Regions from separate parts of the Homo sapiens genome. Here region 1 is linked to region 2. Evidence: chromatin loops called from intact Hi-C (ENCODE). Cell type or tissue: psoas muscle. All regions are shown on one strand. Links, peaks and the distances in the headings refer to the core of each region. The heading gives the core; the rest is flanking DNA.

Region 1 (17,231 bases), core at 3,002-11,001, 240 kb after region 2:
CTTAATTCTCCCCTAGAAGACAAAGTTGGGAAAGTATCTGATTTCTGTGTAATTGCTGCTTTTAGAATCATGAACCTAAACGTTTTCCAGAAACGACTCTCCCAGATCTCATGCACTTATTTCATTTGTAGAATCCCTAAAACACAGCAAAGGGGATATCAGAAGGCCATAAGCAGTAAAGGGCACAGGAATGGGGCAAGCCTAGGGCACACTGGAGCCAACTGTTTTGGTAGACTATACAGAAAACGTAGCACACTTACAGTCTGGGTTGCACTGGCAGAACTTCTCACAGAAATTCTGAGTCATGATGCAGGGGCAGGTGCTGTCACAGGGGCGGTCTGGGTGGTCGCAGGGTTGGTAGTTGTACACTTGTGTGGAAGAGTTATCTAGGAAAGAAAACAGAGGAGGATGCTGCTGTGACCATACTCTCCAGCTGTCTTCCCTCCCAAGTGTCCAGCTGCCCTGATTCAGAGGAGGCTGGTCCTAACAATCTCCTTGGACACACATTTAGCACCTGAAGTGAGAAGACAGGGATGACCGTTGTTCATAAGCTGCAGTGGGGTGATCTGCTTTGTGGGGAGGGTGTGGAGATGGTCTGGGACAACAGGGAAGCTATTCTAAACATTAAATGAGGTCTGGAACCTAGCAAATGGCACACTAGAAAAGTCACATACTGGCCAGGCACAGTGGCTCACGCCTGTAATCCCAGCACTTTGCGAGGCCGAGGCAGGTGGATCATTTGAGGTCAGGAGTTCGAGACCAGCCTGGCCAACATGGTGAAACCCCGTCTCTACTAAAAATACAAAAATTAGCCAGGCATGGTGGTACATGCCTGTAATCCCAGCTACTTGGGAAGCTGAGGCAGGAGAATTGCTTGAACCCGGGAGGCGGAGGTTGCAGTGAGCCAAGATTGTGCCACTGCACTCCAGCCTGGGTGACAGAGCGAGGCTCCATCTCAAAAAAAAGAAAAATCACAGACCACAAGGCCCTTAATGTTACCTCCTAAGAGGTCTTCTCAGTTGCAGTGAGAGGCTCAGCTGTTCTCAGTTGCTGCAGAGAATTCTGCAATCTGCGGAAGTGGCACAGGGTCAACAAGTGCAGCTGGAGGTGGGGTAGGGTGATGACCACAGAGTGAGGCCTCCAGCTGAACTGCTGAAGAATGCCCTGGTAGAACTTACCTTTCTTCAGCTGAATCTTCCTGCAGTGTGCAGCCCACAATCTGAAAAAGACAGGAAGGACAGGTCTCAGTCACGGCCCTAGGGAGCTCTGCAAATGCAGGTAAATGACAACGTGACTTGCTCTGAGGGACTGTGTTTGATGACTGGGGAGTATCTTCCCAAACCCCTCAACAGGACGACTTTGGTACACAGAAGCTAGAGTCCATCCTAAATCCAGCTGGCCTGTGCTACAAGAGTTAAACTTAAACACAACCCCTCCCAAACAAGCAAATAACATAAAAGAACACAACACAGAAATAAAAGAAAGCCCAAGCCTATTGGTCTATTATAAAGCTATTGTTTCTCTCCAAATCTCTCCCTTTGTCTTTGTGGAGGTGGAGATATGGGGGAGTTTCAAGATGGGGAGGTGGGAAGGCCTTTCAGGAATCTTCTCTGAAAGAACTGAAAGGGAGGAGCCACAGGGATTTCCTTCTGTATCTAGAAGTGGTGTCAGCTCCTTCCTCTGATAGGTGATAGTCACTAGGGAACAGGGCCAGGGTGCAGAATTTTTTTAAAAACTTCCAACCTAAGTAAAGGCTATCATGTAACTCAGAAAAACAACACAAACCAAACAAATAAATAAACTCTGATCAGAGTTGAGAAATGGGTAAGGTGGTAACAAAACCAACAAGGAGAAATGGCTTCAGGGTGGAGCCATGAGGCCAGCTCATGTCCTATTGGCCAGAAGCTTAAATAGAAAAACAGACAGTTATGGTCCACAGCACTGGGGGACAAGAAGAGGGCTGATCTAAGGCACAGACCCTCAGGGAGCACTCAGGAGGCTGGCTCTCAGTCATGTGATGCCAAGCTGATGGGCTCACACAGCCTGTGCGGTTGCTAAAGAGGGAGGCAGATGGGAACTCCAAGGGGAGGTCAGAGCACAGGGAACAGCCTGGCTGTAAAACAAAACACTTTGTCCAACCCTTCTTGCCTGTGCTTTCTTTTCTTCTTCTGTGAGGGGTTCATGAGCTCATCTGTTGGCAGCTTCAGGATAAGTGATTCTTTGACTGCAAACTGAAAGACCTGGAAGAGAAATCCAACGGGCCTGTCACTCCTCGAGCAAGGGGGTCAGGTAAGTGGCCCAGCTGGGTGCTGGCCTTGGGAGGGTTCTGAGAAACTCAGGCAGCTGACCAAGCCTCTCATCAGTCAGGGAGAGACAGAGTGCCACTGGAACATTGGGTTACTGGCTCTGAAGTTCATTCCTAATTATTTATCCTGACTCAGGAAAGGAGAAATACTGAGCACAGTAATACCGCCCCTGGTCAGAAGCTGTCACCTACTACTCTTTCTACCAAGCCACGGGTAGAAGAGTGGGCTGACTGTGACCAACAGTATCTTCTTCTTTTTAGGAAGGGCAACGCTGTGCCTTGTGTAACTGAGTGTAAGGCAGGACAGGACAGGACAGGAATGGTTTCAGTGGGCTAAATATTAGCTCCCTCTGTCAGTATAAAGATACCGGAGCCTCAGCCATTTCAATAGGATGTGTTTTTTCTCTTAAAGCACTGGTTTTTAGTTTTTCCTTTTCTTTGTTGGGGCTATTGGCCCTTTGTGGGGGATCTTTGAAAACTGTAACTATTCTCAGGAAAATACAGACAAGAACATTCTTGCATACAAATCCATAGATGGTTACGTTGAGAACCTGTGATCAGGGAAATAGGTATGAGCTCCAAAATGAAAGCAAAGGGCACTTCAGCTCATGGTTCTGTTTTTGTTTGTTTTTTTTTTTTTTTTTTAAGAGAGAGGGTCTCATACTCTTGGCCAGGCTGGAGTGCAGTGGTGCCATCATAGCTCAATGTAGTATAGAACTCCTGGGCTCAAGCCATCTTCCCACCTCAGCCTCCTGAGTACTAGGACTACAGGTACGTGGCTTTTTTTTTTTTTTTTTTTTTGTAGAAATGGGGTCTCACTTTGTTGCCCACACTGGTCCTGAAATCCTGGCTTCAAGCGATCCTCCCACCATGGCTTCCCAAAGCACTGGAATTCTAGGTGTGAGCCACCTTGCCCAGTCCATGGTTCTATTAATTGTTCTCAGTACAGGAAGCATGAAGAAGAGGCCACAGAGTCTCCTCCAGAAGGTAGGAAGCCAAAGCATTGGGGTTCCTTTCCTGTTGGACATGCTGGCCCTGACAGCTGCCTCCTTGTCCCTGTTCTTCAGTCTGTCTTCTCACTGTGGTCTTTTCCTGTCTTTTCCTGGGCCAATCACTTGAGGTCAGGAGTTTGAGACCAGCCTGGCCAACATGGTGAAACCCCATCTCTACTAAAAAAAAATACAAAAATGGCCAGGCACATTGGCTCATGCCTGTAATCCCAGCACTTTGGGAGGCCGAGGCGGGTGGATCACCTGAGGTCAGGAGTTTGAGACCAGCCTGGCCAACATGGTGAAACCCCGTCTCTATTACAAATACAAAATTAGCCGGGCGTGGTGGTGCACACCTGTAATCCCAGCTACTTGGGAGGCTGTGGCAGAAGAATCACTTGAACCTGGGAGGCGGAGGCTGCAGTGAGCTGAGATCATGCCACTGCACTCCAGCCTGGGCAACAGACCGAGACTCCATCTCAAAAAAACAAAACAAAAAAAATTAGCTGGGTGTGGTGGTGGGCACCTGTAATCCCAGTTGCTTGGGAGGATGAGGCAGAAGAATCACTTGAACTTGGGAGGCGGAGGTTGCAGTGAACCAAGATTATGCCACTGCACCACTCCAGCCTGGGCAACAGAGCGAGATTCTGTCTCAAAAAAAAAAAAAAATTAGCTGGGCATACTGGCCTGCACCTGTAGTCCCTTGCTACTTGCTTGGCTGAGGGGAGAGGACTGCTTGAGCCCAGGAGGCGGAGGTTGCAGTGAGCTATGATCATGCCACTGCACTCCAGCCTGGGCGACACAGTGAAACCCTGTCTCAAAGACAAAATAAAGATAATCTAGTGATAGAAAATGTGGAGAATAAAATGACTGAAGAGGCTGGCGGAGTGGTGGAGGGAGCAGCAGCTGCAGCAGCTGCAGCAGCAGCAGCAGTGTGCTCATTAACAAGAGCCACAGAAAGACCTGGGAGTCCCTTCTGGGAAAGGGGTACACATTTAGAAAGGAGGCCAGAGCCAAAAAAAAGAAGCGAAAGAGTGTAGGACCCAGAAGCATTAAATAGAGTCCAGACAGAAATGAGCATTCAGCAAGGAGGAGGCGGGTCCCCAAACATCATTAGGCCTGGCACTTGCAGAAGGGCCATGTTTGGGAAACTCACAGAAGCACAGGCTCATCAGGGACTGAACTTAAGACAACTTCTCTCCAGACCCAGACACACAGCCTGGTAAGATGGCAAAGGGCTGGACAGAGCAATGCGTGAAAGGAGGGGCCCATTTGTTCTGCTGCTTCCAGATGGTACCTGCTTGCACGTCTTGGTCCCCAGAAGCCTGGCTATTGAACAGAAGTTGTTGAAGTAGGTGCCATGGAAGACTCGAAAAAGAGATTCTTCAGCCCCAGTCCATTCCACAGGCTCCGAGGGTGCTTCCACTACGCAGAGTTGAGGTGGGGCTGGACTAGCCTTCTGTTTTGTGGGAGTCTGACAGCGAGAGTTAGCCTCTGAGAAGGGAAGAAATAACAGAATCAGAAGAAGGTAGAATGCAGTTGTCATCAGTAGTTTGTCACAAACTCAGAAGTACTTCATTCTACTTTAAAAGGTAGAACAGTTAGGAATGAAAATATTCCCTATCTTTAGGCCAGGCATGGTGGCTCACGCCTGTAATCCCTGCATTTTGGGAGGCCGAGGTGGGTGGATTGCTTGAGCTCAGGAGTTCAAGACCAGCCTGGGCAACATGGCGAAACCCTGTCTCTACTAAAAATACAAAAATTAGCCAGGCAGGGTGGCTCACGCCTGTAATCCCAGCACTTTAGGACGCCGAGGCAGGCGGATCACCTGAGGTCAGAAGTTCAAGACCAGCCTGGCCAACATGGCGAAACCCCGTCTCTACTAAAAATATAAAAATTAGCCGGGCGTGGTGGCAGGCACCTGTAATCCCAGCTACTTGGGAGGCTGAGGCAGGAGAATCGCTTGAACCTGGGAGGTGGAGGTTGCAGTGAGCCAAGATAGCACCACTGCACTCCAGCCTGGGCAAAAAAGCGAGAGACTGTTTCAAAAAAAAAAAAAAAAAAAAAGAAAATATTCCCCATCTTTACTGTTTACAAAACTTGTAGAAAGAATTTATAATTTTTAAGAGGTAGTAAAGTTAAGTGTCAGGCAGTGATCCTGGGTTTACCAGAGTCCTTGCATGGAAAGAAAAAGTCTTCATTTTCTGTTCATCGTACCTGAAGAACTGGAGGCCCAGTCATTGCCTGTGTCCCTGTCACTGTCTCCTTCTTTAGTCTCAGCCACAGCAGAGGCTGAGGCATTGGAGCAGGAAGCACTGACTATGTGGTGCCTTCTCCGGCGACGACCAGAGCACTTGGAGCGGGGGTTGTGGAGCATGGCATACTCCTTTGCTCCTTCCTGCAGTGGACACATTACAGACAGGAAATAGGAACAGGCCCATCACCATATTGATCTCATCATCACAAACTTTCATCTTTACAACATCTGTCTACAATAATAGTGTCTTTTCTTTTTCTCTGTACCATATAATAAGTATGATCATATAACAATGAGAGCTGCTTAACAAAACTTACGTACTTTTTCACAAAAGAGTTGTCCTATAATGTTTTTTTGTTTGTTTGTTTTTTTGAGACAGGGTCTCTCTCTCTTGCCCAGGATGGAGTGCAGAGGCCTGCTCACTGCAGCCTCGAATTCCTGGGCTCAAGTGATTCCCTTGCCTCAGCCTCCCAAGTAGCTAGGACCACACGCACATGTCACCATGCCCAGCTAATGTCCTATAATCTTAAAAAAGATATAATCTATGCATCTGTGTCTTCAATTTTCCAGTGAGTTGTATCTAAAATTAACTTGCGTGTTACTTGTTTGGAATTTGAGAACACATTCTCCTATGGATGAAGAAATGAGATTCAGAGAGGGGAAGAAACTAGCTTGAGAGTATGCAGCTAATAGTTCCAGAGGGGTATAGGAATCAGGGCTCCTTGTCTCCCTAGGCCACTATTCTTTCCAGTCTACCACACTTTCTCTGTTTCCTTAATAAAATGTGTAATGCTTAATCTGTACAATCTTACTACTTAATTTTGAAACTTCCTCCCAAATCTGTGTATGAAACTCAGAAGAATATTGTTTCATTATTTTACAGCTATCACCCCCTTTTTTAAAAAATGAAATAATTATCACTCACCTAGATCATCAATATTTTCTCATCAGACTTGGTTTTCAAAGACTTCCTAGCTGTTTCTGAAAACTAAATCTATTTCTACAAAATAAAGGTTTATCTTCCAGTGACATTGTCTAGAGGCACTCAGAATGGTCCAGCATTTGACATACATGTAGGCTTTCCTACAATATAGCTTTTAACAAAACTAGGCTGTCCTGAGCCCCTGGTAATAGAATTGATTACCTTTATACCAAGAGGGTTGGGAAAGCACTGAAATCTGCATGTGGCGTGTGCCCAGCAGACTTCGGGGGGTTTGTGCTATGAGACCTAAAGTTCCTATGAGATTGTCCAAAACAAAAAAGCATGTCAGCAGGGCCTATGGTGGATCCGTGTGTGCTGAATGTATTGGTGCAGGAGCAAGTGTGCTTTCCTTAGCAAGCAGCAGAAAATTGTTGTGAAAGTGTTGAAGGCACAAGCAGAGTCAGAAAGCTCAATTTAAAAATGAAGTTTTTTTGAGTAATAAAAATGAAAAAAAAATAAAGGTTAACTATCATTAAGGGTATCTGGAATTTGGAATAATATACAGTAAGGCCTAAAGGAAATTCCAAAAGAGAAGTTTCAAAATTAACTGAACCTGATATTATGTGCCTATGCTGTGTATGAAGTATACAGTATCAATTATACTATTTTAAACATTTATATATATTTACATATAATTTTTATATATTATATATATAATATATAATATGGAAATATATTATATAATTATATAATTTATATAAATATAAAATATATATTTATATAATATATAAATATATGAAATTTATATAAATATATTTATATATAATTTATATAAATATAAAATATATATAATTTATGTAAATATAATTTATATATTATATATGTATTTATATACTATATATTACATGTATTTATATATTATAGATTATATGTATTTATATATTATATATAATAGATTATATGTATTTATATATTATATATTATAGATTATATGTATTTATATATAATATATATCATAGATTATATGTATTTATATATAATATATATTATAGATTATATGTATTTATATATAATATAATATATAATAGATTATATGTATTTATATATATATATATTTTTTTGAGACGAGGTCTTGCCCTGTCACCCAGGTGAGTACAGTAGCATGATCTCAGCTCACTGCAGCCTTGACCTTCTAGGCTCAACTGATCCTCCCACCTCAGCCTCCCAAGTCCAGTCCAGCTAATTTTTGTATTTTTTATAGACATGGGGTTTTGCCATGTTGCCCAGGCTGGTCTCGAACTCCTAGGCTCAAGCTATCCACATGCTTCAGCCCCCCAAATTGCTGGGATTACAGGCGTGAGCCACCATTTTAATATAATGGCCAAACATTTTAACATAAATAAAATCAAGTTTCCAGACCTAATTTCTAGGTTATAAGAAAGAGGAGACAGAAGAACACAGAAATGACACTGTGAAAAAACAACAGATGAATCCAGGATGTGGGTCATCCTACAAGACAACCAGCCTGGAACTTTTAAAAAGATTTTAAAAGTGATAGAATTATTTGAGATTAAAAACGAGTAAAAAGACATAACAAGGCCGGGCGCCTTATTACACCTGTAATCCCAGTACTTTGGGAGGCCAGGCAGTCTGATCACCTGAGGTTGGGAGTTCAAGACCAGCCTGACCAACACAGAGAAACCCTGTCTCTACTAAAAACACAAAAATTAGCTGGGCGTGGTGGCGCATGCCTGTAATCCCAGCTACTTGGGAGGCTGAGGCAGGAGAATCGTTTGAACCCGGGAGGTGGAGATTGTGGTGAGCTGAGATTGCACCATTGCACTCCAGCCTGGGCAACAAGAGTGAAACTCTGTCTCAAAAAAAAAAAAAAAAAGACATAATAACCAAATATGATGTCTGACTGGATGATCCTGGTTTGGAAACAAAACAAAACAAAACACAACACAAAAATACCTATTCTTGGTACAGCTGAAAAAAAAATTGAATATATTAATAGAATGGGTAATAGAGGATACTATACAATTTTTATTAATTGTCCTAGGTGTAATAATGTGGTTATGTAAGAGAATGTCTTTATGCTGAAACATTTACCAAATGAGCATCACAATGTCTGCAACTTATTGTCAAATGGTTCAGCAAAAGATATACATACGCAAATTTATGGAGAAAGGAGATACAGAAAAAAATGTTATCAAATCCAGGAAGAAGGTATCTTTCAACTCTGCATGATTGAAAATGTTCTTAGTAAACAGTTGGGGGAAAATAGTCCAGCATTATATTTAATATGCACTCAAACCTAAAACGCAATAAAAGAAAAATTGTGCATACATTATCTCTGTAAGTTAAACATGCATACATTTCAGGCATTGGCAGCATCTTCGTAATACATGTACAGGGTATCAAGGTGACTCCTGTGAGAAGGGCAATGACCTTTTGACTTATATAAATGCTGGTATGTTGACATAACATGGCATATATATTTTTTTAAGGATGAAGTAATTTCATTTTATTATTATTTTTTTTTTGAGATGGAGTCTCACTATCTCACCCAGGCTGGAGTACAGTGGCGTGATCTCGGCTCACTGCAGCCTCCACCTCCTGGGTTCAAGCAATTCTCCTGTCTCAGCCTCCTGAGTAGCTGGGATTACAGGCGTGCGCCACCACACCTGGTTAATTTTGTATTTTCAGTAGAGACAGGGTTTTTCCATGTTGACCAGGCTGGTCTCAAACTCCTGACCTCAGGTGATCCACCTCCCTCAGCCTCCCAAAGTGCTGGGATTATAGGTGTGCACTACGACGCCTGGCTGAAAAACATGGAGTAATTTTAAAAGCATGATCTGTGGAGTTAGACCCTGACTTGAATTTCATCGCTGCCATACCGCTGACTTATCAACAAACTTTAGGCAAAATATATAACTTTTGTAATCCAGTTTCCTCTACCTCATGACACTGTTATAGGATGAAAATAAGACAAGGTATGTTAAGGGTCTACTATGATACTTGGCACATAGGAAGGAGTCAATACACATTAGGAAAAAATAAACCCAATAACGTCTATTCTTTTGCTTTTACAGTACGGCCCATTTTCCACATGTGTGCCCAACAGCATTCTCTACCATCTTTCCATCTATTATCCCACTAAAGATGGTTCCAAAAGCACTTGGCTGGTTGTATAATATAATTTTAATAGGTGGCAGAAATTTTATCAAGGTATTTTATTCATCGCCTAGGCTCATCCTATTGTGTAAAAAGCCCAACTGTGTCTTTGGCAAGTCCAGTTGATCTATTTCCTTCTAGCTCTCAATATATGGCTTCCCCACAGGTATGCCAGACCATTTATGCTGCTTCTTAAGGTCTGTCCATCAGGGAACGGTCCATCTGGTTGATCACAACAAGACATCAGCATCATCACGTGCTATTCGTCTCATAGTTATATGCATTTATAACAAGATAGCAAAGAAACTAGAGTGTGTACCCACCCCCCCAGCATACACTTTGCTCCAATTCTAACAATACAGTTTTAGGCTCTGAAATCTAAGCAGATGATATTTAGAGCAGGCAAGCCTTTAATGATCTTCGAATCTGCACTCCATCAGACTAACTTTATAGTGCTACCATGTCTGGGGAGTTCCTTAAGAGCGGTCCCACAGTAACTGGGGAGCTCCTTAAGAGCAAAAGCCATGTTTTATTTGTGCTATATGACCCCCAGAGTGCTGTGTACTGGCTCACGTGGCTTGTGTTCCCAGAATGAAGTTAATAATGCCAGAACAGCTTAAGAACATACCAGCAAAAGGAAGCAGTCTGTGCCACATGGTTCTGGTTCAATCTTGATTTCTTTATTCTTGCGTTTATATACATTAGGGGTGGCATGAAAAGCTGGAAAACAAAAACTGTCTTGTTGCCAGTGGTCTATCCACTTGACAAGATGGGGAGAAACAAAAGTGAATTAGAGAGCTATTGTAGGAGTTAGAATTCGATATAAACGGCTACCATCAGGGTGCACAAAATTCAGTCATTTCTGACATCAACACAATGCTTTCAAAGCTAAGAGGTACTGAGGGACAGATAAGTTGCTAGTTAGTCTGTCCCTATCATGCAAAGCATGTTGCACTATAATTGAGCAAGGGAAAATAGAACTGGCCCTTTGTAAAACGTTAGAACAGAAGCCAGGAACTCTATACGAGAAACCAGAACAAAGAGAAGGAAATGGTGGCTGGGGATGGAAGAGAGGAGAGCATTTCAAACAGAGTAGCCCCACTCACGGTGAAGGAAGCAGTCGTATTTAAAGCAGCGCCGGCAAAAAAGTGTGTGGAAGGAGTGCAGAGATTGCTCCCGCTGCACAGACTTGGCATTGGGGCCATCGATGTTGGGTGTGCACTGAGGGGGAAGTGCATTGGGGTCTGACATCTCTGTTAGTTCTCGATACCTATTTAAGAAAAGAGAGATAAGAGTTCCTCCGAGGAACTGCCTCCACTGAGGAAATACAGATTGGGTACTGACAGTAGCTCACCTACGGTCTGCCAAGGGAGGATGGGTGTTTTTTATAGGTCTGGTTGATAAGAGAATGGTAGATAACTAGAGTGGGTCCACCATTGTAATTATGCTGGGTTGGGCAAATGTTGGAAAGTAAGGGGAGGGAAGGATTTGTTAAGATGGTGCTGGAGTTAACTCTCCAGAAAAATGGCAGAGTAAATGTTCTCTGCCCAGACTCACTCAAAAGCCAGTATACGATGACCCTTAATATAGTAAGGGGGGCATTTAGAGGTAATTGAGTAAGCAAGAAATAATCAAATTGCGGGCAAATCATAATGCCCTTACCATAAACAAAGCTTTTTACTAACCAAAAATTAGGAGGGAATAAAGGTTTTGTCCGAGCACTCTGTATATGGCCTAAGTGGGACAGCTTTCCCTACCTCTCCTTCATGTCATCTGGGACACCATTCTCAGGGAACATTGAGGCAATTGCACTGAAGATCATGTCATTTGGGAACTGTTTCTTGGAACTCTTTTTGTTGCCTGAATTGGAAATGATAAAAAGCTCCTGAGTGCGATTATCAGAACACGTAAACAAATCTGTGTGATCTTTTTTCCTTTTGTCATAGCATTTTGATTACAGCTGCTTTGTTAACCTAACCACTGATTGTTTGGAGATATATAAACATCAGTGCTATCTGGACTTATCTGATATATGCTACCAGTAAATAAGGAAGTTAGAGTAGTCTACATATTAACAACAAAATCCACAGTCCCAATTAGAATCTGGATGTGAGGTGGCTCACGCCTGTAATCCCAGTCAGTACTTTGAGAGGCCGAGGGGAGCGGATCACTTGAGGCCAGGAGTTTGAGACCAGCCTGGCCAACATGGTAAAACCCCAACTCTACTAAAAATACAAAACTTAGCTGGGCATGGTGGTGCATGCCTATAGTCCCAGCTACTTAGAAGGCTGACACACAAGAATCACTTGAACCAGGGAGGTGGAGGTTGCAGTGAGCCGAGATTGTGCCACTGCACTCCACCTTGGGTAACAGAGCAAGACTGTGTCTCAAAAAAATAATAAATAATAGATTTTAAAAATAAAAATAAGAATTTGGAGGTGAAAAGAGTGTTCATAGAGAGGCCTGAACATAGAAGAATCCTATCATGAAGTGGATGCTGAAGAACTACACTGATACTATAATTATGATACAATAAAAGAGAATACACTATGTCCCTGGACATATAGTATAATTAAACTATTAAATTTTAAATTAAACATTAGTGACATGGAAAAGTACTCATAAGATTAAATAAAAAGGGATATAAAATTTGATATATACATATATATAAATTGGCATGATCCCAATTTCACATGAGACATATAATTAGAAATGAATAGCAATGATTATTCTATCAGTTCTTCTACTTTCTTCTTCACCCAAGTCACAGCTATCTGAAGCTATCACTTAATGATCATGTTCTCCTTTTAAGTGAACCAACAAGAAGCACCAACAGCCTTTAATAGGCAACAAATCTTTCCAGTTCTTCCTTCTTCCCTATCCCTGTCACTTTAAAAAAGGAATAAGGGAGCCAGTGCTACGTACCTTCAATAGCATGTCGCTTTCTCTTTCTTGTTACTGGCAGATCTTCTTTGCTGTCATCCTGCTTTCCATCTGAGGTGTCATTGTGCCCTTCCTCCTCCTCATCTGAGTACTGATTCAGGGCATCGACCAACTCCAGAAAAACAGCATCACTAATCAGAACGGATCCAGGGATCATCTCTGAAACATGAGGATTCGAAAGATGAGCAGTGGTCACTTCACATTCCATTAGTCCTCCTAGGCAGGTTTTCTTGTACTCACTCCAGAGGCCCAGATATGTCACATGTGTACATTTTTACATGGGAGATCAGGAAATTACAATCATTTGATTGGCTCCTACACATGCAGTGGGCAGCTGGCTAGAGTAGGAATACAGCTATAGGCTTTATTTATTTTTATTATTTTTTTTAGACGGAGTTTCGCCTTATTGCCCAGGCTGGAGTGCAATGGCGCGATCTTGGCTCACCGCAACCTCCACCTCCCAGGTTCAAGTGATTCTCCTGCCTCAGCCTCCCGAGTAGCTGAGATTACGCATGTGCCACCACCCTGGCTAATTTTGTATTTTAGTAGAGACTGGGTTTCTCCATGTCAGGCTGGTCGTGAACTCCAGACCTCAGGTGATCCGCCCGCCTCGGCCTACCAAAATGCTGGGATTACAGGTGTGACCCACCGTGCCCAGCCATAGGCTTTATTCTTACTGAAGAACTTCACTTCCTCAGTCACAAGTCAACTCTGAATTTCTGGTTCAAAATCTCATGAAAGTGTTCAAACAATCTCCAAGTAGGGCAGAGAAAAATAATAAAATGAAAATTCTCTTGGCTTTGCTGCTGATGGGTCAGTAATGACGTCTCTAAATCAAAAGACAGCAATTTTTCCTAAAATTGTACTTTATGGAGATGTACTACAATTTAGGAGGTCTTTGAACACTAGGAGGCACTGTGGACAAATAATGTAGTTCAACAGCATCACAACAGTGCCCACAATTGTCAAAAGAGCAGGTGGGGCTGTTGGTTTATGAAGTGATGGAGAGCCTCTCCTCTTTCCATTTCTTACACACGGACAGACTTTTCTAGAATTATGACTAAATCCAAACAATTGGCTTTTAGGAAATTCAGATTATTAAAACCAACTTCTGGGAGATTCAGGGGATGCCTGGATCAAAGAAGTATGACAGAGAGCCTCATTGCCATTCTCAGAGAAAGAGAAATAAAGAACAAAATGGTCTTGGATGTCCTTATGGAAAACTCCTAAGCCCTAAGATTAAACTTATTTGTACAATAAACTTTCTCTCCAGCCACTGATTACTACATAATCCTTTTATGTCCCAACTCCTTTTAAAATTTAACTAGGATACTTTAAATAATTTTTATTTCTGTTTCTGCTGCTTGAATCAGAAATAACTAGGGTAATAAAAAAAAAAAAGAAAGAAAGAAAAAAAGAAATAACTAGGGTATTTTGGGCCAGGCATGTTGGCTCACTCTTGTAATCCCAGAGCTTTGGGAGGCCAACGTGGGAGGATTGCTTGAGGCCAGGAGTTTAAGACCAGCCTGGGCAACGTGGTGAGACTCCATCTCTACAAAAAATTTTAAAAATAAGCCAGGGCCGGGCACGGTGGCTCACGCCTGTAATCCCAGCACTTTGGGAGGCTGAGGTGGGAGGATCACAAGGTCAGGAGATCGAGACCATCCTGGCTCACACGGTGAAACCCCATCCCTACTAAAAATACAAAAAAGTAGCCGGGTGTGGTAGGCGCCTGTAGTCCCAGCTACCTCGGGAGGCTGAGGCAGGAGAATGGCATGAACCCGGGAGGCGGAGCTTACAGTGAGCCGAGATTGTGCCACTGCGCTCCAGCCTGGGTGACACAGCGAGACTCTGTCTCAAAAAAAAAAAAAAAAAAAAAAGCCAGGTGTGGTGGAGTGCACCTGTAGTCCCAGCCCCCCAGGAGGCTAAAGCAGGAAAATCACTTAAGCCCAGGAGGCTGAGGCTACAATAAGCTATGATCATGCCACTGCATTCCAGCCTGGGTGACTGAGTGAGTCCCTGTCTCTAAAAAAAAAATAAAAAAAAAAATTGGGCTAGGCATGGTGGCTCACGCCTATAATCCCAGCACTTTAGGAGGCCGAGATAGGTGGATCACCTGAGGTCAGGAATTCGAGACCAGCCTGACCAACATGGTGAAACCCCATCTCTACTAAAAATACAAGAATTAGCTGGGCATGGTGGCAGACACCTGTAGTCCCAGCTACTTGGGAGGCTGAGGCAGAAGAATCACTTGAACCCAGGAGGCAGAGATTGCAGTGAGCCTAGATTACACCACTGCACTCCAGCCTGGGCAACTAAGGCAAAACTCCGTCTCAAAAAAAAAAAAAAAAAAAAATTAACTCCCAGCCATGTGATGACATTGAAATATTCTGCAGTGTGTACCCCATGGGGCAGAAGATAAAAGCAAGATGGCAAGATGATGAGGTACCAAAGAAGAGGCCTGATTCTAACAAAATTTTCTCCAAGGAGTTCAGTACCACTACCTTCTTCACCATGGACTTTCCCATCATAGTTATTGATCAGCTCCTCAATAAAAGTCTCATCTTCTTCTTTCACTTCATCTCCCATGTAGGGAATATTGCACAAAACCGTCTCATCTTCTACCTGAAACCAAACCAGATGTGATTTATTCCATGAAGCCATCATGCATCTGCTCTTTCCTATTTAGTGGAATCTTTGCTGAGCTTTGTTTGTTGCTTGAGTCTCCTGAAAATGCCTTTGTCCCAGAGTTTCCTGCATTTTAAACACTGGCCATTTTGTTTGGCCAAAAAAACCTCAAATGGGGCCAAGTGTGGTGGCTCACGCCTGCAATCCCAGCACTTTGGGAGGCCGAGGCAGGCGGATCATGAGGTCAGGAGATCGAGACCATCCTGGCCAACATGGTGAAACCCCATCTCTACTAAAATACAAAAAATTAGCTGGGCGTGGTGGCGCATGCCTGTAGTCCCAGCTACTAGGGAGGCTGAGGGAGGAGAATCGCTTGAACCTGGGAGGCAGAGGTTGCAGTAAGCTGAGATCGCGCCACTGTACTCCAGCCTGGCGACACAGTGAGACTCCGTCTCAAAAAAAAAAAAAGTTTCATAAGTAGAGAGACAGATGGATAAATAAAAATGAAGGCTTCTAAGATTATGATCTGTAATTTAACTACAAAATAAACTGGGCAATCATAAGACATGGGTATTCTATAAGATGGACTAAGATTCTCCAATAATAAAAAAAAATTATGATTACAACTCATGCCAGTCACACTCAATGGGAACCTAAAGTCAACTGCAGCCTAGGCTATGGATATTTTCTGGCAATAAACAATAGTAAATAATTTTGGGGGAGTGGGGTGCTCAGCAGAGAATATAGTCATTCTAAAATCCCCAAGTAGCAAGTAAAATTATTCTGAAGTTTTATTCTAAGAGATGATTCCCTTCTATAAACCTCGACCTCATTCCAACCAGTAGTACGGCTATCTGTCACCAGGCAGATGATAAGCAATGGCAGTATTTAGAGAGGAATGATTATCAAAACCACAAATAATCCTAGTAGGAGTCAGCACAAAGGCCCAGATGAAAGGACTGTGTGCACGTCTGTTGTCTCAGTTGTTTTTGTAGCATCTTGCATTTAGAGAATTCAGAAAGGATTACTCCATCAACAGGGAGCAGACAACCTGCTCAAGCCTCAAGAGTCTGATTTAGACTGCATTTAACTGTACATAATATTGGGCCAAGGTACTAAGAGAAAATTGAAATCTTGCCCAATATTATTCATTTAAAAAAGAACCAGCATCAATTCCAAAGCACACATCAGAGAGCATAAAATCTGACAAGTTAGAACAACTTGCAATATATATTGTTTAGAGTAAGTAAATTACAACCTTGTTCTGCCCTGCATGTCCTAGCTGTGTTAATTACTGGACAATCTTTACCCTAAGAGGAGCTCTGGCATATCAACATAACACAATCATACAGTTTAAATAACCACCACAGTGCTTTCAATACATACCATAAAGTTCTGTTGGAGAGGGGACCAGGAATACATGATGGGAACCAATGCAACTGTGTTCAGTGACCTCATTAACATATGTTGGCTTGCAAATCCCGGGAAAATGCTCTCTATGGTACACTGAAATATAAGCAATGACATGGAGAGGGAAAGACGGGCATATAACCCAAGAAAGAAATGTAATTTCCTTCCAAAATTGGCTGGGCATAGTGGCTCATGCCAGTAATCCCAGCACTTTGGGAGGCCAAGACAGGCAGATCACTTGAAGTCAGTTGGAGACCAGCCAGGCCAACATGGTGAAACCCCATCTCTACAAAAACATAATACAAAAATTAGCTGAGCATGGTGGTACACACATGTAATCCCAGCTACTTGGGAGACTGAGGTATGAGAATCACTTGAACCTGGGAGGCAGAGGTTGAGTGAGCCACTGCACTCCAGCCTGGGTGACAGAGCGAGACTCTGTCTCAAGAAAAAAAAGAAAAAAAAGAGAAAAAAAATGATCTTAGTAGCCTCTAGTTCTTACAAGCTAATAAATTAAATTTTTAAAATTCAGATGGCATTTAAAATTATAAAAAATTTGACCAGGCATGGTGGCTCACGCCTGTAATCCCAGCACTTTGG
Region 2 (8,000 bases), core at 1-8,000:
GTATAAACATAGTTAGTATAAATTTTTACATTATATTTATACTTATAAGGTAAGTATATGCTTAAGGTTAAAGCTGAGGAAGCAAACATTTGGTTATAGACAAAATTATAACAAAGGTTTAATCACCAAACCTTTTGTCATCAAATTTTTATTTCATTGTCTATGTTTGCTTATAAACCTTCGAGCACATTTTTCAGTACTTCAGATAGCACACATCACACTAATTTTTCAAGAGTTTTTCATTGTATTTATTGTATGGAAAATATTGGTAGGATGCTTGTTTGAAACTTCTGGATTATCACATAAACTTAGACGCATTACCTCAGAGGGAAAAATGTTAGTAAAGTTCTTGGGTTAAATATGTAGGTGAGGCCAGGCATGGTGGCTCATGCGTGTAGTCCCTGCACTTTGGGAGGCCGAGGCAGGTGGATCACCTGAGGTCAGGAGTTCGAGATCAGCCTGGCCAACATGGTGAAACCCGGTCTCTACTAAAAATACAAAAACTAGCCGGGTGAGGTGGTGGTTGCCTGTAATCCCAGCTACTCGAGAGGCTGAGGCAGGAAAATCATTTGAACCTGGGAGGTGGACGTTGCATTGAGCTGAGATTGCTCCACTGCACTCCAGCCTGGGCGACAGAGTGAGACTCTATCTCAAAAAAAAAAAATGTAGGCTGGGCGCGGTGGCTCATGCCTGTAATCCCAGCACTTTGGGAGTCCGAGGTGGGCGGATCACGAGGTCAGGAGATCAAGACCATCTTGGCTAACACGGTGAAACCCCGTCTCTGCTAAAAAAATACAAAAAATTAGCCGGGCATGGTGGTGGGCACCTGTAGTCCCAGCTAATCAGGAGGCTGAGGCAGGAGAATGGCGTGAACCCGGGAGGCGGAGCTTATAGTGAGCCGAGATCGCGCCACTGCACTCCAGCCTGGGCGACAGAGCAAGACTCTGTCTCAAAAAAAAAAAAAAAAAATGTAGGTGACTTGGTTGGGCATGGTGGCTCACACCTGTAATCCCAGTACTTTGGGAGGGTGAAGTGGGCAGATCACTTGAGCCCAGGAGTTCAGGATCAGCCTGGGCAACATGGTGAAACCCCGTCTCCACAAAAAATACAAAAATTAGACAGGCATCGTGGTGCACACCTGTAGTTCCAGCTACTCGGGAGGCTGAAGTGAGGGGATTGCTTGAGCCCAGGAGGCAGAGGTTGCAGTGAGCGGAGATTAAGCCACTTTACTCCAGCCTGGGGGACAGAGCAAGACTGTCTCAAAAAAAAAATGTAGGTGACTTAGTCCAGGTGACAATGTGCTGAGGTGACTCCATGGAAAGGATCTGGAGCAAGGCTTCCAGAATGCTCCCTTCTCCTAACTCAGTCTGGGGAGGAGTCTTAGCTTTCAACTTGGATGTGGTTTTTCTGATGGCCTAAAGTACAGTAACTGTCTTCTTGACAGGTGTCTTTGCCACCAGATTGACAATATTAGACACTTTAGGGATTGTTACAGTCACTGTTCAATGTGCCTTCCCATAAAGTTCTTTCATTCCTTTGCTCAACAAGAAAACTTGGCAAAGCTTTTAAATATAGAGGCCCTTTTTTTTTTTTTTTTTCCCGAGACAAAGTCTCACTGTGTTGCCCAGGCTGGAGTGCAGTGGAGTAATCTTAGCTCACTGCAACCTCCACCTCCCAAGCTCAAGCAATTCTCCTGCCTCAGCCTCCCGAGTAGCTGGGATTACAGGTGCTCACCACCACCCCCAGCTAATTTTTGTATTTTCAGTAGAGACAGCGTTTCACCATGTTGGCCAGGCTGGTCTCGAACCTCTAGCCTCAAGTGATCCATCCACCTCTGTCTCCCAAAGTGCTGGGATTACAGGTGTGAGCCACTGTGCCTGGTAGAGTCCCATTTTAGTTAGCATCTGCTGTGTTCTCAGTTGTACTTTAAATTTATATATATAGTTTTTATTTTTATTTTTTATTGTTTTTAGGCCGGGCGCGGTGGCTAACGCCTATAATCCCAGCACTTTGGGAGGCCGAGGCAGGGGGATCACGAGGTCAGGAGTTCAAGACCAGCCTGACCAACATGGTGAAACCCCGTCTTCTACTAAAAATACAAAAATTAGCCAGGCATGGTGGCGGGCGCCTATAATCCCAGCTATTCATGAGGCTGAGGCAGGAGAATCGCTTGAACCGGGGAGGCGGAGGTTGTAGTGAGCTGAGATCGCACCACTGCACTCTAGCCTGGGCGAAAGAGCGAGACTCCATCTCAAAAAAAAAAATTGTTTTTAACTGCCTCATCTCAGAAATTTTTCTCTTTTGAGGGGAGATCAAATATCCAGAATTCTCTAGACTGGAGCAGGGGTTTTTCAAACAACAGCAGCAGACTCACCTGTAATCTTGTCAGAAGTATGAATTATCAGTCTCCACCCTAGACTTACTGAATCAGACACTGTGGGAGTTAGGCCTAGCAGTCTGTATTTACTAGGTGATCCGGAGGCATGCTAGTTTGAAAACTGCTGGGCTAGAGAAGGTCTGCTGAGGATGTGATACATTCCTCACTAATTTAAGGATTTGACTCAGAAGCCATTTAATTAAAAGGATCTGCTGGGTCAAGGGAAAGGGGAAAAACTCATATGAATTTAATTGCCTGGTCCTTTCAAGAGTCAGAAGGTACAAATATTTATTTAGTTTGCTCACAGAGTCGAGAATTTTGAGACTAGTGGTAACTTCTTTCGCCAGTCCCTAATGACATCACGTTAGAGGGTGTGGGACAGTGTGATTAACTCTAAGTGTTTAAGGTCTTTTGCAATAGGCATCGCCACTTAAGCTGTATGTTTTTAATGAACCTGGAATTCCAGCATGCTCACTGCCCAGACGTTATTGTATTTTTGTTCACTAATTCACTGAGCATATAATGAGCACCTACTTATTGTGAGACACAAGATGAGTAAGACATGGTCCCTGTGTTTAAGGAATGTATCATTCAGTCTTAAGAAATACCCCAGAACATGACGCTTTCATATGCTCACAGATGTGTGCTTTTCTAAACATATCCAAGCTGCTACCCACAGATCTGATGTAAACCTGGCCTTGTAGTCAGAGCTCAGCTACCTTTTAGCATTATTTGGAGCTTAATTCTTTTACCTTCCCTGTCCCCATTTTTTTCCCTTTTGATATACTGTTTAGTTTACTGCTGAGATATTGCTATCTCATATGAAAATGTCTTTCAAGACCTCGTAAGTTTAAGAATGAGAGCCAGCTTCCTATTATGGTTCATTTTTGGAGAAATTCCGAATAAAGACTGATAGATGGATTCCCTTAAGGGAAATAATTATTTAAACTATTAATTTTCTAATGAAAAGAACTTAGTAAAAATGAAAATAAGAGGAACCACTTGGAAAAATGATATTTTAAAATCATAATTTATGGATTTAGGACTTTTATTTTGTGAATAATAAGTCTAAACACTAAATGCCTGTTTTGAGAAGGCAGACTCTAAGTCTTCATGATCTTTGTGCCCTTTTCATGCTGGGGTTGTTTTCCCTCTCCTATTTTTTTTTTTTTTGAGACAGAGTCTCGCTTTGTCATCCAGGCTGGAGTGCAGTGGTGCGATCTTGGCTCACTGCAACTGCCGCCTCCCGGGTTCAAGCGATTCTCCTGCCTCAGCCTCCCGAGCAGCTGTGACTATAGGTGTGTACCACCATGCCCAGCTAATTTTTGTAGTTTTAGTAGAGACGGGCGTTTCACCATATTGGCCAGGCTGGTCTCGAACTCTGACCTCGTGATCTAGCTGCCTCAGCCTCCCAAAGTGCTGGAATTACAGGTGTGAGCCACCGCACCCAGCCTCCCCCTCCTATTTTATTCAAAACTTTTTTTTTTTTTCCAGTCTCTGGAAGTACTTAGAGCACAAGACCGTGGCTATGAGAGGTTCTTATGCTGCTTTTGTCATCAATTCCCCTTCCATTCCCAGCAGTCTCACTGCATTGCAAGTCTCCTGGCAAGAACCTCTCTGCCTTGCCTGTTCTTGCACTAGCTCACAGCCTCAGCCAGGTTCCTTTCCATAGACCTTGCCCTGCTGCTGCGTAGCAGCAGGCTCAGGTGTCACTGCCACAACTTTGCATCTGCACATGCGCGTGCACTTCAAATAATGCGAAAGATAGGACACTTGGGACCCTCAAATGTTGGAAACTTAGGATTTTTAATGAGATTTTCTTCTGTGTCTGAAATTATAATATTTGCAAAGGGCCTAAAACACTACCAGTTTTAAACCCCTTATTTTGTGTAATTTGGTGACTATAATCAATAATTCACAGTAATGAGTTAGCAGAAATGGCTAAATCAGAAAATGATTCTATATTTAGGCATAGGAGTTATGATTGGCAGGGTGTGTGTAAGGTGAAAAATAAACATATTGAATAGTCTTATGATTAAAGATGATTACAAATTTGACTTAGTCATTTCTTATCTAGGGCATTTAAAATGACTTGTTAATGATTATCCTTTTCTAAGTCTTCTTGCTTATGAAGAACTGTAAGAGCTGGAGAGATTTCTCTGCATCTTTTACCATAAGCACCATAACATATGAGAACATAAAGAAGACTGGAAAAGTAATGGTTAATGGCATGCAGATTCCCTGCTTTCCTTTCCTTCTCAGTTTTCCATCCATCTGCTTTCTTTATTTTTTTCCCATCTGCCATTTCCTTTGGGGCCTAGGTGAATACCTTAAGTAATGAAATATAATTTTTTTCTCGATGTAGATGGCAGTAATTGTTTGTTCTTGGTAATTGACATAGCTTGAACTGGATGTGCTATTTATACTTAATTGCTGTAGAAACAGAACTGAAGTTCTTCTACTTCCTTTTTGTAAGGCGTGGTTTTCAGTATCTGAATGGAGAAACCAGAGGGCATAGCAGTAATGTAGAGGCATATTCACAATGTTGTTATTAGAGAACCCAGATACCCTTAAGACAAGCTTGTCCAGCCCATGGCCTTCAGGCCTCAGGACAGCTTTGAATGTGGCCCAACACAAATTCGTAAACTTTCTCAAAACATTATGAGATTTTTTTGGAATTTTTTTTTTTAGCTCATTAGTTATCATTATAGTGTATTTTATGTGTGGCCCAAGACAGTTCTTCTTCCAATGTGGCCCAGGGAAGCCAAAAGATCAGACACCCCTGCTCTAAGATTTAGATACTTTCAACCACATGGTTTTAGATACTGCTTTAAAGGCCTTCAGTTAGTGAGTGGTTCTAGTCATCCTAGTTTCTCACCAGGCACAATTTTACTTAAAAATTTGTAACTTTTCTCTCTAAGATAGAATTCTTAAGTATGAAGTGGTGAAATTAGCAATTCAAATATTATCGCAAGTTTCTGTTGAATTTTAATTTTGTTGTTTTTTATTCTCAGAGAGTCCTAGATAGAGTCTTTGAAGTGGTCTAGTTGCTAAGTACTGTTTGCTTTTCCATCAGTTAGAGCACATGTGTTTGCATTGAGTCCGATATTTAGGGTTGACTTAAACCACGTCTTGTGAGACAGGCAGGCAAGTAGGATGGAGTCTTGTGAGTAGTCAGGCTCACTGGTTTTTGCCAAGGGATAAACCAAGAACAAGTTGAAATGTTGTAATCATCGGGATCCTGAAAACAAGTTGCTTGTAGTCAGCTGATTTGATTGCAAGTAGAAACCGAAAGAACCCCCTCAACTTACATGTAACAGCCAGTGGTAACTAGTGTCTCCATGATCTCATCTTAAACTTTTCCAATCTCATGACAGTATTTCTCTGCACTTCTGGTGTTGATCCTTACTTCCCAAAATGATTGCTTTCTATTTTTTAGGCCTTCAGACTTATCATCTGGTTTATACACAGTTTTTCCCCCTTTTTGCTATGTTTATGATCCCATGACTTTATCAAGTTATGGTCCCTGTGCCACTTTTTAAGAGTGTGGCTGACAGGGGTAGAATCAAATTGAAATTTGGAATGAAAATGATAGAGAAAAACTCTTCTGATTTTTTGTCTTATTGTGCTTTTGAAGAGGATGATTGTTCTGGTTTACTCCTAGTTTTTGGTCAAACAAGTATTGCCTGGGTATTAGAGTTGGGGAGATGAGGCAATGGAGAAGTTGATTGGACTGGTTTTTGTTTTGTTTTGTTTTGTTTTGTTTTTTGGAGCAGCTTCTCCTTTCTGATGGGAGTAAAGGGTGGTAGGATGAGTTCGGTAGAGAGAGGCTAGGAAATGTAGACCTGCGTGTGGGAAGATCCTTCTTCATTTCATTGTATAAACTGTCATGGTGGAAGTCATTTTAAATCTTACCAATTAAACCAGCCCATGAACTCTAGTTTGGTTTATTATCTGTTGTTTTTCCTTCACTTTACTTGATTCTTGAGCTGTGTTCTCAAGAATCCTACAACTGTAAAGCCTATGTGAACTTATTTAGAAGATTCCTAGTCAGAAAATGGGACATTCAGATATGTTTTTACAGGCCTGCCCAGCTATTGTGCTTCTTATCCTTTTGAAGACATAAATACTCTTTAAATCCCATGGCTTGGATCATTCTATAAGTGGCCATGCTGAAAGTTCTCATATTCTGAATTTTAAAGGGGCTGGAAACGTAGATACCTGGAGCTTCCCCTTCTGTCTTTCTCCAGACTTCACAGCATTCAAAGACAGTGGCAGTGCCTTGCTTCTTCCTTGGAAAGAGAGCCTCTATCTTTCACATTCTCACGTAGGGAAAATTCTAGTTTGTAGCTGCCTAGAAATTAAATGTTCAGAGTATCTGCAGAGTCTCTTCATTATTGCACAGAAAGAAGAGATATTTTAGCTTCCTATCTACATGCAGAGGTATTTCCTGGCACTTTCATCATTCATTCAGGGAAACGTAGGAGAGAAAATGGCTTCCACCAAGTAACAGATTTATACATGTCACCATCACTTAATTTTTTTTCCTTTTGCTCCTTATTTCTAAAACCATTTCCCCAGATGCTTTACTGGGGCAATTATGCTTTCTTTACCTCAAATTTATTTTCTGTGTTTTCATCCCCTATTCTTCTTGTCTTTTTATGGATATATCTTGTCTTTTCGTGGTTTGTTTTCTTTTTCATCCTTATTTTCTGAACCTGTCTCCTGGTTCCTCGTTGCCTGCATGCCACTAACTATTTTCATTAGATATTAATTGATTTGTGAATTCAGGCTGAATTGCATCATCAGCAGATGGCGGATCCAGACTTGTTGGAAGAGTCCTCATCCCTCTTGGAGCCAAGTGAGATGGGAAGAGGCACTCCTTTAAGACTTGGGTAAGTGCCATGTCAACTTTTCGGTATTCAGTGGGGCCATGTTCATCTCTTCTGTTCAGAAGAGCAGTGAGACTGGGGATTCACTTGCTACCAGGATATGCCCTCTTCTGAGCCTATTGAGATAGTCCTACAACTCTGGATTCATGCCTGAGTTGCTCTGTCAGCTCTCTGCTGGGTCCATAAGTGAAGCTGGGAATAAGACTTGTATTAAACCAACCCAAATGTCCATCAATGATAGACTGGATTAAGAAAGTGTGGCACATATACACAATGGAATACTATGTAGCCATAAAAAATGATGAGTTCCTGTCCTTTGTAGGGACATGGATGAAGCTGGAAACCATCATTCTCAGCAAACTATCACAAGGACAAAAAACCAAACACCACATGTTCTCACTCATAGGTGGAAATTGAACAATGAGAACACTTGGACACAGGAAGGGGAACATCACACACCGGGGCCTGTTGTGGGGTGGGGGGAGGGGGGAGGGAGAGCATTAGGAGATATACCTAATGTAAATGACGAGTTAATGGGTGCAGCACACCAACATGGCACATGTATACATATGTAATGAACCTGCACGTTGTGCACATGTACCCTAGAACTTAAAGTATAATAAAAAAAGATATATATATAAATATAAATAAAAAAGACTTGTATTAAAACCTTCCATCCCATGACATGGAATAGAGTTTCCAATCTGCCTCTTCTCCCCACAGCTTCGTGG

Evidence for each region. A loop is a pair of places that touch in the nucleus more often than their neighbours do. Peaks named below come from ENCODE experiments on the same cell type or tissue, not always from the same donor. Only the 100,000 strongest peaks of a DNase experiment are listed, where the experiment ranks them.
Region 1: it touches region 2 in a loop (2.9-fold over the local background); 2 of 110 quality-filtered maps call a loop at or near these places.

The regions. Positions count from the first base shown.
Region 1 is chr17:42,707,698-42,724,928 of GRCh38, forward strand. It overlaps EZH1 (enhancer of zeste 1 polycomb repressive complex 2 subunit), which reads right to left. Exons shown (of 21, transcript NM_001991.5): 5 at 16,608-16,727; 6 at 15,098-15,218; 7 at 12,576-12,752; 8 at 11,408-11,510; 9 at 10,757-10,920; 10 at 10,279-10,370; 11 at 5,512-5,692; 12 at 4,592-4,788; 13 at 2,149-2,240; 14 at 1,179-1,219; 15 at 261-386. It overlaps MIR6780A (microRNA 6780a), which reads right to left and starts at 454; the gene lies at 387-454. It also overlaps the pseudogene RPL34P30. In psoas muscle, for the core only: no CTCF peak of the experiment used is centred there; no DNase peak of the experiment used is centred there.
Region 2 is chr17:42,470,471-42,478,470 of GRCh38, forward strand. ATP6V0A1 (ATPase H+ transporting V0 subunit a1) reads left to right here. Exons shown (of 22, transcript NM_001130021.3): 6 at 7,190-7,272; 7 at 7,993-8,000. Among named protein-coding and RNA genes, the nearest start is that of ATP6V0A1, 16 kb to the left of the region's middle. In psoas muscle, for the core only: no CTCF peak of the experiment used is centred there; no DNase peak of the experiment used is centred there; H3K27ac peaks cover 1,097 bases.